Regions from separate parts of the Mus musculus genome. Here region 2 is linked to region 1. The links are chromatin loops, found by intact Hi-C in ENCODE. Cell type or tissue: gastrocnemius. All regions are shown on one strand. Links, peaks and the distances in the headings refer to the core of each region. The heading gives the core; the rest is flanking DNA. Region 1 holds the start of Ly6a2 (lymphocyte antigen 6 complex, locus A2). Region 2 has its middle 26 kb from the start of Ly6c1.

Region 1 (2,809 bases), core at 282-2,781:
GACACAGCTCAGCAGTTAAAAGCGCTTGTTGTTCCTACAGAAGCCCAGGGTTTTGTCCCCAGACCCCACTGGGTGGTTTGCACCCATCCCTAATTCCAGTTACAGGAGAACCAAAACTCATTTGCTTAAAACAAGTAGACGGTGCCTGGTAAATGATACTTAAGGGTGTCTTCCTATCTTTGCTGACATTTTGTTACATAATTCATACCTGTGGACCCATATTTATAGACACACACACACGCACACACACACACACACACACGCAAACACACACACACACGCACACACACACACACACACACACACACACACACACACACACACACACACACACACACAGCACAGAGTCAGATCACCCAGTGGCACAGCAGAAAGGGCAACCAGCCTCTCAGACTCTTGCTGTTCCCCAGGCAGTTATATCTAGGAGACCTTCTCTAGGAGACAGGCAGGCTGTAGTCAGGAACAGGAAACTAGATAGTAGGGCAGGGCTGCTTCTGTCTTTTTCTAGTTTTAGGATATGCCTGGAAACTGGCACGTTGGAGGATCTGATATGTCTTAAGTTCTTGTTTTATCAACATTCCTAAGTCATTCCTTCAGCCTAAACTCCAGATTCCTTCATTATATGCAAAGGCTCATTAGATGCTTCCAGCTCTCCTGGTCTGTCAGTGAGCCAGTGAGACCCTAGACATAAAGTACAGGCAGGAGCATCACATGACTGCACTGGTGACAGAGCAGGATGATGAACACCATGCATGCCAGTGAGCAGCCCTACTTTATGATCCACATCTCAGTACATCCCTGGACCCCGACAGCCCCCACTTTGCAGGAGTCCCACTCCAGCCCCAGCAGCGCTCTACTTGGAGAGAGGGGAACCATGGTCCATAACAAGTGCCCAGACATGACATTTTCTCCACCCTCAGCCCTCTCTATATAGGCCACAAAGAACTTACCCACAATAATTTCTGCCTCCTGAGTAACACAGAATCCATCAGGGAAGGGGCAGGTTGTGGTATTGCAGGAAGACTCTCGTGGGTCATCTGGGCAGTGGTAGCACTCCAGCCCCTGAGCTGAGAGAGAAGCCAATGCATGAGGGATAGGGCATACCATTCCTAGCCCAGCCCCCTCCTCTCCAGTGTGTTTACTTAGGTCACCTCCACCAAAAGCACAAGTGAGCCAAGAGCCACCATTGTTCAGTTATGCTCGGTCCTGCTGTCTCAGCTGGCCAGGCCCACAGGAGAGGCCTGCACCCCAAGGGAAACTAGAGACACAGTTACCATATTGGGAACACATAGACACCAAATGTCTGCTGAAGCTGTGAGTGGGTGTATAAGTAGGTAGTGGGGCCACAAGATGGGGAGGACTTTTCTGACCTGTCCAACCCTACACCTGCAGAGCTGGCCCCTGGGTACTGGAGCATGACAGAGCACTGAACTTTCCGGAGTCCAGCTCAAACTGAGGCTCACCATGAGACCTCCTGTAACTCAGATGTAACTAGAAGTCTAGGGGTATCTGAGAGCTCAGACCTCTTAGAGTAGAAAAGTTCTAGCACTGGGACCTCATGTGGCTTGGGCTGGGCATAAGAAAAAGTCAAATGCTAAGAGTTAAGGATTCCAAACAACTTGACTTGGCAGCCGGGTCAAGAAAAGTAGCCTCTGCCAGTTTGCATGCACACAGGCTAGTGTCCTGACTGGGAGGCCAGGGCAGCAGGGTAGAGTCTAAAAGCAGGCTGCTCTGTGTGATCAGGGTTTGTGACTCAGTTATTGAAGTCCACGAGGTAGTGAGGTCTCAGTCCTTCTGGTTTGTGGTGGTGGTTGCAAGGCTGTCACTTGCATGTTTACAGACCCAGTAAAGCACCCCAGGGCAGGGAGCTTCACCCAGGAAGCCAATCCCCAATCCCCTGACCCCAGCACACCTTGTGCACCGGGCACACAATGGAGGTGCAGGTGTACCCACAACCCTGAGGCCCTTTTCCATGTCCATTGTACCCTCCTGTACCTCTCTCATTTTCCAACTCACCTCTTTCTGCACAGAGTAGGGCCACAAAAAAGATGAGCACACAGGACCTTGTAGCGTGAGAACTGTCCATCCTTGAGGACAGGCTTCACAGATAGAACCTTGGAATTTGGAGCCAATTAATAGACCCCCAATCACATCCCTGGGCTCTCACAGGGCTCAGCCATCCAATCTTTCCTAGCTCCAACACCCCACACAGCTTTCCCCAAGGAATACATGTCTGCCTACTTCTCTCATCCACCACCCACCCAGCTTTTCCTTCTTAATCCCACTCCCACTCACAGACCTATCCTGAGGGCTCTTCCCTTTGCCACCTAGCAGCTCCCTCCTGACACCAGTCCTTACTTCCGCTCTGACCAGGTTTCAGGAACAGTGGTAAGGTCTGTCAGAAGTGGACTGAAATAAATACTTTTTCTCAGCTCCTCCCAGCTGGCATCCTGAAAAGGGAGGAGGGCAGTGGGTTTTGGTTCTTACTTCCTAAGGGCCAACATGTTTATTGAGTAAGACTTAGCCAGATTTGTATAGCAGTTGGAGAGGGAGGACTCTGTGGTTGGGAAGGGACCATGGTGCTGGAGGACTAAGAGGGCAGAGGGGCAGGGACCATGGGTGACTTGTGCTTGCCATTCAGAAAGCCAGGGAAGTAGGTAAAATTTTTGGCCCTTTCCTGGGTTTTGTTCTGTTTTGCTTTATGTTTTGTTTTTGTTTTTGTTTCTTTTTGAGACAGAGTTTCTCTGTGTAGCTTTGGCTGTCCTGGGACTTGCTCTGTAGACCAGGCAGGCTCCAACCCATAGCCATC
Region 2 (2,809 bases), core at 301-2,800, 59 kb before region 1:
GGACTCTACTGATGGGAACTGGGGGCTCATCCTTGTGCACACAAGCCCTTTAAACATCAAGCCTCCTTACCAGCCCATGGTTTTGATTTTGATTCATTTGTTATTTGAGACAGGTTCTCACTCTAGCCCCAGTATATCTTAGAAGAGCAGTTTGGAATTGAACTCATAAAAATTCTCCTGCCTCAGTCTTCCAAGTTCTGGGATGACAAATCTGAGCTACTATGTCTGGCTTCAACATGCCTTAGAGACAAGTCTGGGTCATCCAGACCTGGTGGCATGTGGCCTAGATACTGGGATGCTCTTTTGTTCCTGCATAAGAAGTGAGTCACACAATTGCATATGCCAGCAAGATTTTGCCGACAGGACCCTGATATAGCGTACTCTAGTGAGGCTATGCCAGTGCCTGGCAAATACAGAAGTGGAGGCTCAGAGTCATCTATTGGATGGAACACATGCCCTCCAATGGAGGAGCTAGAGAAAGTACCCAAGGAGCTGAAGCGGTCTTTAACCCTATAGGAGGAACTAACCAGTACCCCCTGAGCTCCTGTCTCTAGTTGCTTATGTAGCAGAAGATGGCCTAGTGGGCCATTATTGGGAAGAGAGGCCCCTTAGTCTTGCAAACTTTATATGCCCCAGTAGAGGGTTATACCAGGGCCAGGAAGCAGGAGTGGGTGTGTTGGAAAGCATGGTGGGGGCAGGGTATAAGAAAGTTTTGCGATAGAATTTGAATAGTAAATGAAGAAAATATCTAATAAAAAATAAATAAAGTAAATAACTGATAAAAAAAAAGAAGTGAGTCACTCAGATATCTTGCAGACTCTCACAGAAAGAAAGTAAAGAGCCGTCAGTGCCTTTCTTACTGCCCTGCTGATCTTGAAAATAAGCTGATCCTGGATCCTAAGCTCAAGCTGAAGATTTACTGCTGCAAGGAAGACTTCTGCAATGCAGCAGTTCCCACTGGACCATGGACCTGGACCATGGACAGAGGTGCTACTGTTCACCCTGAGCTCAGTCCTCCTGCAGACCTTGCTGTGATGGTCCTCCCAATGACCCCCACCCTTGTCCTTTTATCCTCATGTGCAACCACTCTTTCCTGGAGTCCTCTAGTGATGAATTATGAGTTATAGAAGCTCCAAGGTGGGAGTAGTGTGTGAAATACCATGTTTTGCCTTTATAGCCCTTGCTGGGTAGGTGCCCCACTCCTCTCTAAGGCTTTCAGATCTGTACTTCCTGGAATGTTATTTTGTTGTGGCTTGCAATTCCTGGCCCTGGAGGATGTGGCCAGCACAGGCATGAGCCAGTATTCCAAGGTGTTATGCCATCACCATCCATACATAAGTATCTGGGGTCCTGCAGGGTTCCCATATGTGCCGGTCAATGTCCCCCTTTTGAGTCCAATAAACCCTTCATTCTCCGAGCCAAGATCTCCTGTTTGCCTATGTTACACTGAGTCCACTGAGTCCTTCCTGCCAGTTCACATCTCTGCCCTTTCAGCCTGTCATACTAACTAGTTCATGTTACCCAGCTCAGAGTGGGGGACCTCTTGGATTTGGTGGGCTACCGAAAGGGCTGATACTGGGGAAAGAGAGAGGGACATAAAGAGCACTGTGCTTCATCTGCAGAGGCAAATTCTCTTGCTGAACCCACAGTTTGTGTTGTGGCTGGTTTAGACTTCTGTTCTCTGCCTGGTGAGCAATGGTTGCACTGTGCCTTCTTTATGTAACCATCTCCCTTCACACCCCCATTGGTGGAGATAGAATCCAGGGCCTTATGCGTGTGAAGAAGCATCATCAAGCCACACATCAGCACAGGGCACTTCCAAGGAGCACTTGCTTGTGGTGGGGAAGCCCAGGAGATGAGCAATCAATGGTGGGTAGGGCTTACCCTGTCAGATTCTGTTAGACCAAAGGTGGAAGCTGTTTCCTGCAGGGGCTTTTGGCTTACTTCCTCTGAAATATAATGACTGGATATAGTTCAGTGTAGATCACTACCTGGTGATCTTTTCCTGTCTGATGAGCCAGGCTTAGCCTGCATCTTCAAGTATTTATTTTTTAACTTCCCCAGACCAGTTCCCTTTAAAACCTTGACCATTGCTTCTAGGTTATAAAATTCATCCTTTCAGAGATATCCTTTATTTTACAACAGCCTAAGTCACTATCTAATCTTTGGACCAGGACAACCCTGACACCAGTAGTCATTACATTCACCTCAAACCAGTTGTTCTTCCTAGATCATTATCTTGAGCATTGCTTCTAAGTCAACAAGAAACCATCTTATGGATGAAGCTATATGTAAAGATCTTCAATATAAACATGTCTTAAGCTTTACTGTACTCATGGAGCTGAGTTGATCATCATCTGAACACTTTTTCCAAGTGTGTGCTGTGCCTAATTAAATATGGATAAAATACAATGATCTGGGTCAGACTCTAGAAGTCTTAGCCCAGCACTGGTATTAAAATCAGGCTCTTTGGAGTTTTATTCATACCTCAGCCTTACTATTATTTTCCCCCACCTATTTTATACTCTTTGGAAACACACACACACACACACACACACACACACACACACACACACACACACAACTCATACACACAAACACACACACACGTTGAAAGTAGATTTAATAGATGAGTAAGTTGCAACCCCAAAGCCATCTTGAGTACACTGTGAGGAAGAATTAGGGCCGAGGTTAGACGTAAGAGGTTAGAGGTTAGAGGTTAAAGCACAGAAAAGCAGACCTGGCCAAAGGAGCATCTAGCTGAGCACTGTCCAATTCTTCAAGGCTATCTATTCAGTGGAATCCAAAG

What was found. Peaks named below come from ENCODE experiments on the same cell type or tissue, not always from the same donor. Only the 100,000 strongest peaks of a DNase experiment are listed, where the experiment ranks them.
Region 2: a loop joins it to region 1, with 22 times the contacts of the local background. A loop is called at or near these places in 15 of 42 quality-filtered maps.

The regions. Positions count from the first base shown.
Region 1 is chr15:75,132,739-75,135,547 of GRCm38, forward strand. Ly6a2 (lymphocyte antigen 6 complex, locus A2) reads right to left here and starts at 2,390. Exons shown (of 4, transcript NM_001378241.1): 1 at 2,359-2,390; 2 at 2,017-2,114; 3 at 951-1,067. The coding sequence starts at 2,086. In gastrocnemius, for the core only: no CTCF peak of the experiment used is centred there; no DNase peak of the experiment used is centred there.
Region 2 is chr15:75,073,604-75,076,412 of GRCm38, forward strand. It overlaps the pseudogene Gm5960. Among named protein-coding and RNA genes, the nearest start is that of Ly6c1, 26 kb to the left of the region's middle. In gastrocnemius, for the core only: no CTCF peak of the experiment used is centred there; a DNase peak (open chromatin) is centred at 1,361.